Regions from separate parts of the Homo sapiens genome. Here region 1 is linked to region 2. A link is an interaction called in ENCODE POLR2A ChIA-PET data of the cell type or tissue named here. Cell type or tissue: GM12878. All regions are shown on one strand. Links, peaks and the distances in the headings refer to the core of each region. The heading gives the core; the rest is flanking DNA.

What was found. ChIA-PET counts read pairs that join two places held together with the same protein. Peaks named below come from ENCODE experiments on the same cell type or tissue, not always from the same donor. Only the 100,000 strongest peaks of a DNase experiment are listed, where the experiment ranks them.
Region 1: POLR2A ChIA-PET joins it to region 2 with 5 read pairs; 25 of 35 experiments call an interaction of 5 or more read pairs at or near these places.

Annotation. Positions count from the first base shown.
Region 1 is chr5:177,503,647-177,506,539 of GRCh38, forward strand. It overlaps DOK3 (docking protein 3), which reads right to left. Exons shown (of 6, transcript NM_001308236.3): 4 at 1,365-1,464; 5 at 1,097-1,269; 6 at 1-1,014. The coding sequence ends at 337. Among named protein-coding and RNA genes, the nearest start is that of DOK3, 4.7 kb to the right of the region's middle. RefSeq lists an enhancer at 1-813. In GM12878, for the core only: no CTCF peak of the experiment used is centred there; no DNase peak of the experiment used is centred there.
Region 2 is chr5:177,430,526-177,433,418 of GRCh38, forward strand. It overlaps GRK6 (G protein-coupled receptor kinase 6), which reads left to right. Exons shown (of 16, transcript NM_001004106.3): 2 at 347-442; 3 at 1,470-1,582; 4 at 1,708-1,785; 5 at 2,181-2,281; 6 at 2,622-2,714; 7 at 2,822-2,885. Among named protein-coding and RNA genes, the nearest start is that of GRK6, 5.3 kb to the left of the region's middle. RefSeq lists enhancers at 1,125-1,344, 1,835-1,954. In GM12878, for the core only: no CTCF peak of the experiment used is centred there; a DNase peak (open chromatin) is centred at 1,246; H3K4me3 peaks cover 1,613 bases; H3K27ac peaks cover 2,162 bases.

The DNA of each region.
Region 1 (2,893 bases), core at 227-2,726, 73 kb after region 2:
TGGGTTTGAGCCCACGGGTGGCAGGTAAGGCCCAGGTCACCTGTGCCCCTGGAACCGGCACAGGGTGCTTGTGTTGGCCGCAATGAACGTGGGCAGGGGCGTGTGCCGTGAGTGCCCCTGCCGGGAGCTGCTCTGAGCTTTATTATCTGTGAGTCTGCACACTATTCATGAGGAGGGCAGGGCAGGGCTGAGGTCCTCCACAGGCGGCCTGCCTTGTTCCTGCAGGCCAGGGTGGACACAGGCGTGTGTCTGCATGGGCCCAATGTTTGCCCACCAGCCCACCCTCCTGTCCCAGGGGGAGCACCTCTCCCCTCTGGCCACCACTCTGCTGGGCGTTCAGGGCCGGTCACAAGGGGCTGGGCCCTTCCTCCGCTCACGACTCAGCAGGGTCACCAGCTTGGCCTTGAAACCTGCCTGAGGGTCAGGGCGGCCTGTGCCCTCCACCTGATCCAGCTCCAGCAGCCGCCGGTACTGGGCCTCCAGGGTACTGTCGTTGGCCGGGCCGGGCCAGCTCAAGTCCTGGCCGTTGTGGTAGATGGGACTGGTTGTGGGGCTGCGGCTGCCGGGGCCCTCGTGCGGCTCAGGTTCCCCACCGTGCAGCGTGGGGCTGGCCTCCAGCACACACAGGTTCTCATAGAGGTGCTCATTGCCTGGGGGCCCACTGGCACGCTTGCACACTGAAGCGTAGAGCCCGGACGCCAGATCGTTGGGCTCCGGGCCTAGCAGTAGCGGCAGGCTCTGGGGTCCGGGCTCGGCCAGGTGCATTTTCCTGGACGTGGGTGGCTCAGGTCCTGGTGGCATCTCCCGAAGCTCTCCGGGGGTGTCCAGGGAGGGCAGAGAGGTGGCCCGTGGCAGGGGGCAGGGCTGGGGCCTGGTCAGCTCTGGCAGCCGCTCCCGCTGGCGGGCGATGGCCCCGGCCACAGCCCTGCACAGGTCAGGGGCACAGGGGGTGCTGAAGGCAAAGAGGCCCTCACCCGAGTGGCAGCGACGGCCGGCCTCAAAGGAGAACACGCCCTGGGCACAGGGCACACGGGTGGGGATTAGCAGGAGGGTCCAGGGTGTCAGCCCCTCACCCTTTCCCACCCCTGCACCTCACCTTGTCGGAGCCGAACTTGCGCAGGAAGTGGTAGGGCCAGCTGTAGAGGGCCTGGGTGCCCTTGGCCTCCCTCAGCTGGATGGCGTCTGGGCCCAGCACCAGCAGGGCCGGCCCCTTCAGCTGGCAGCGGGTGGCGGCCTCAGTCCTCTGCACCACCACGGGAAACTCGCCCACTGTGGCAGGTGGCCAGGACAGCTCCGTCAGTCCCAAAAAGACCCAGCCCTGGGTGTGGGGGGCTGAGGCTGCCCTTGCACGTCCTCCAACTTACCTTCCTGCCAGGAGGAGTAGATGGAGTTTTCCTCCATGGGGACCAGGCCCCTCTTGGGAGACTGGGCATCTGTGGATCCTGAGGAGGCCTCCCCTGTCCCCTGGGGAATGAGTTCAAGTCAAAGGTGAGAGCACCGCACTCCCATGCCCTGTCCCCTCCCCTCAGTATCCCAGAACTCCACAAGCCAGGGGGCATCCAGGGGCCTGGGCTCCAGTTCCAGCTTTGCCCGGCTCGCTGCATAAGCCTAGGTCCCCTTCCGAGCCTGTTCTCCCACCTGGCTCCCCACTGAGAGTGCTGGGCTGGGCAAGAGGCACTGTGCTTGAGGGTGTCTGAGAGCTGCAGATCACTGGGGACACAAAAGGATGTCCCTTGCAGCCCCTGGGCTTGGCTGGGCCAGCTTCTGTATGTCTGACAGCCTAGAGCAGTACCCCAGGTGTCTTCCTCCATCTCACCACAGCCACCTGCTATGACCCTGCAAGGTGCCCCCAATCTCTGCCTCATCCCCACACCCAGGCCTTCAGCATGTCCCCTGTGCTCTTTCCCACTCAGCTCCTCTACTAGCACCACCCTGGCCCATAGCAACACAGCCGGGTCAAATGCCACAGCTTCCTCACCAGGCTCCTTGCTCCTGTCAACTGCCTTTTTTTTTGACATGGAGTCTTGCTCTGTCACCCATACTTGAGTGCAATGGCGAGATCTCGGCTGACTGCAATTTCCGCCTCCCGGGTTTGTTTTTTTTCTTTAAGATGGAGTCTCACTCTTGTCGCCCAGGCTGGAGTGCAGTGGCGCGATCTTGGCTCACTGCAAGCTCCGCCTCCCAGGTTCACGCCATTCTCCTGCCTCAGCCTCCCAAGTAGCTGGGACTACAGGTGCCCGCCACCAGGCCTGGCTAATTTTTTTTGTATTTTTAGTAGAGATGGGGTTTCACCATGTTAGCCAGGATGATCTCGATCTCCTGACCTCATGATCCGCCTGTCTCGGCCTCCCAAAGTGCTGGGATTACAGGCATGAGCCACCGCGCCCAGCCCGCCTCCCGGGTTTAAGTGATTCTCCTGCCTCAGTCTCCCAAGTAGCTGGGATTACAGGTGCCCACCACCATGCCTGGCTAATTTTTTGTATTTTTAGTAGAGACAGGGTTTTACCATATTGGGCAGGCTGGTCTCGAACTCCTGACCTCAGGTGATCCACGTGCTTCGGCTTCCCAAAGTGCTGGGATTACAGGCACGAACCTCCATGCCTAACCTCAACTGCCTTTTGTTTTTTGATTTTTAAAATATGATAAAATACAGAGAACATAAAATTTACTGTTTTAACCATCTTACTTTTTTTTTTTTTTTTGAGACAAAGTCTTGCTCTGTCGGCCAGGCTGGAATGCAGTGGTGCGATCTAAGCTCACTGCAACCTCTGCCTCCCAGACTCAAGCAATTCTGCTGCCTCAGCCTCTCAAGTAGTAGCTGGGATTACAGGCGTGTGCCACCACACCCAGCTAATTTTTGTAATTTTTTTTTAGTAGAGATAGGGTTTCACCA
Region 2 (2,893 bases), core at 271-2,770:
TCTCAGCACTGTGACGTCCTTCTCCCCTTTCTTCACCGGGGGAACTCCTACCTGGCGGGAAGCAACTGGGGCTGGACCCATTGTTGGAGCTACTTGGAACACTGTCCTCCCGCAGCGACCTCACTGCCTCTCTTGGCTCTCCCAGTGCAGGAGCCTGAAGCAGGAGAAGCACGTGTGTCCTGGAACGCAGCAAGGGCGTGCTGGAGCGTGCAGAGGGAAGGCCTGAGGTGCTGTTCTGCCTCAGCTCTGCCTTGGCTGGGCCCTAGAGGCCGTGGACCGCACTGAGGACCCAGAGGCAGTTCTGAGGCAGTGGGACTCGAGACCCAGTGTCCTATTGCTCCCACAGGTGGCGGTGGAAATCGCAAAGGCAAAAGCAAGAAATGGCGGCAGATGCTCCAGTTCCCTCACATCAGCCAGTGCGAAGAGCTGCGGCTCAGCCTCGGTGAGGCCTGGGCAGAGACTGGGGGTGCTGAGGCGAGGGGCCCTGCTGGGGCCGGGGGAGCCTCCCCTGAGACCTTGCCCCGGAGCAGAGGGGCAGACTTGGGGGCTCCAGTGAGCAGGAGGATGAGGACTGCACCATTCAGCCCAGTTTCAGTTCCTGGGCTTGGGACGGGTGGAGAGCAGACAGCAAACAGGGTCACACCGAGGGTGGTTGAAGCGGGTGTCGGGAATAGGGCAGGGGCAGATTGGGGCAGTTGATTCCACTTTGAAAAGGAGAGCCAGCTAGGGTGAGCAGGGCCCACAGGACAGAGGGAGCAGCAGCTGGGCCAGCCCACAGACTGACTGCCTTGGGACCCCCAGGCTGGGGCGTAGCCTCCCAGGCCCAGCCCTGAGGGGTGCCCAGCAAATCCTTGACCAGAAGCCCTCAGCCTGGGCAGTGTGACAGGGTTACTCCTGGGAGGGGACAGAAGGGCCCAGGACCCCAGTTCCTGCCAATCTTGGCCAAGGCCCCAGGTCTGAGCAGCACCCAAGGTTGCTGAGGCCCCCGGTGGCCTGCACGTGCGCAGAGCACACCCGGGCTGCTTCCACCTCCTGGGAAGGAGGCCCAGCTGAGAGCCTGCCGGAAGCCACAGCTTCCTCTCGCACTTTCGCCAGGCAGGCAGCAGGTGTGGGCCTGGCCCCGGCTGGGCTGGGCCGGAACCTCACGGACCGCACCCAACCCCAGTACCGTGACATACGCAAGTCGTGTAAATCAGGAGACAATGCAGGGAGGTGGATGGAGGCCTGGGCTCTGGAGCCAGACTCCCGGCTGTGTGACACTGAGCTAGTCAGTTAGCCTCTCTGGGCCTCACAGCCCCAAAACAGCTGTGCCCACCTGAGGGTTGTGGTGAGGGTTCTGAAGAAGATTGTGGCTACCACACTGCAGAGCTGGAAGCTGTTGTGGGGGCCCAGGGCCTGGTGGTGTGGGCACATGCCCCACCCATGTGCTCTCGGGCTGTGGACCCAGCAGCTTCCATCACTGCCAACAGAGCGTGACTATCACAGCCTGTGCGAGCGGCAGCCCATTGGGCGCCTGCTGTTCCGAGAGTTCTGTGCCACGAGGCCGGAGCTGAGCCGCTGCGTCGCCTTCCTGGATGGGGTGGTGAGTGCAGCCCAGCCCTGCCCAGCCCCGCGGGTGGCCGAGGTCCTGGCCCCATGTGCCCCTCCTCCCCACACCTGCTGCTTGCCCTGCCCAGACCTCCAGCTTCTTTGCTTTCCACCCTGCAGGCCGAGTATGAAGTGACCCCGGATGACAAGCGGAAGGCATGTGGGCGGCAGCTAACGCAGAATTTTCTGAGCCACACGGTGAGTGAGCAGCGATGGAGAGATGATGGGAGCCACCAGAGCCCCGTGTCAGGCACAGGAGTGACCACAGTGTCAGGCTTCTGAGGGTGGTCTCTTCATACAGACACATGTAACACACAGCCTGGACAGAGAGTGCCCTGGAGCTGCTCCAGGCAGCACGGCGGGCATGCAGCCCAGGGTATGGGCTGGGCTTGGGCCAGGCGGCCTCCCAGTGGCTCTGCTGCGCTCTGCCTCATGGGTGGGCAGCAGGAAGGACTTCAGCAACCAGGCTGGCTGGCACACCCTGGCCTGCAGCCTCTCATGGCACCAGCCCGAGTTGCCTGACCCCTCTCCCCTGGAAGTGGGCAGCCATCCAAGGGAGCCCCTGCACTGACCTGTCTGGGGCTTGTTCCCAGGGTCCTGACCTCATCCCTGAGGTCCCCCGGCAGCTGGTGACGAACTGCACCCAGCGGCTGGAGCAGGGTCCCTGCAAAGACCTTTTCCAGGAACTCACCCGGTAAGCCTGTCCCTGCCCACAAGCCTGGAATTATGCCCAGCGGAGGGGGCTTCTGGGGGCCAGGAAGACTGTGAACAGCTCGGTGGCTGGTGAGGGAGCTCAGCTGCCCAGCCCTGGCCTTGCCCCTGCTGTGTGACCTGAGCAGGCTGCCTCCCCTCTCAGTAGCACCCACAGCTTCAGCACAGGCTGTGTGTCTCCCCGCTCAGGGGTTAGCAGGAGGACTGGCCGACGACGATACCTGTGGGCTAAGCCTGTACAGAACGGGAGGCCTGGCCCAGCAAGCCAAGAGCCTGAGGTGTCAGGGGCTGGCGGGTGAGCTGGGCCTGCCTTTCCTCAACAGGCTGACCCACGAGTACCTGAGCGTGGCCCCTTTTGCCGACTACCTCGACAGCATCTACTTCAACCGTTTCCTGCAGTGGAAGTGGCTGGAAAGGTGAGCTCCCTGAAGGCTGGGCCGGGACAGGCCAGGTCGCCGGGGTTCTTCATAGGCCTTGGGCTCTCCTGCTCAGCCAGCGTTTGCTTCCCCACCCCTTGCCACAGGCAGCCAGTGACCAAAAACACCTTCAGGCAATACCGAGTCCTGGGCAAAGGTGGCTTTGGGGAGGTGAGTGG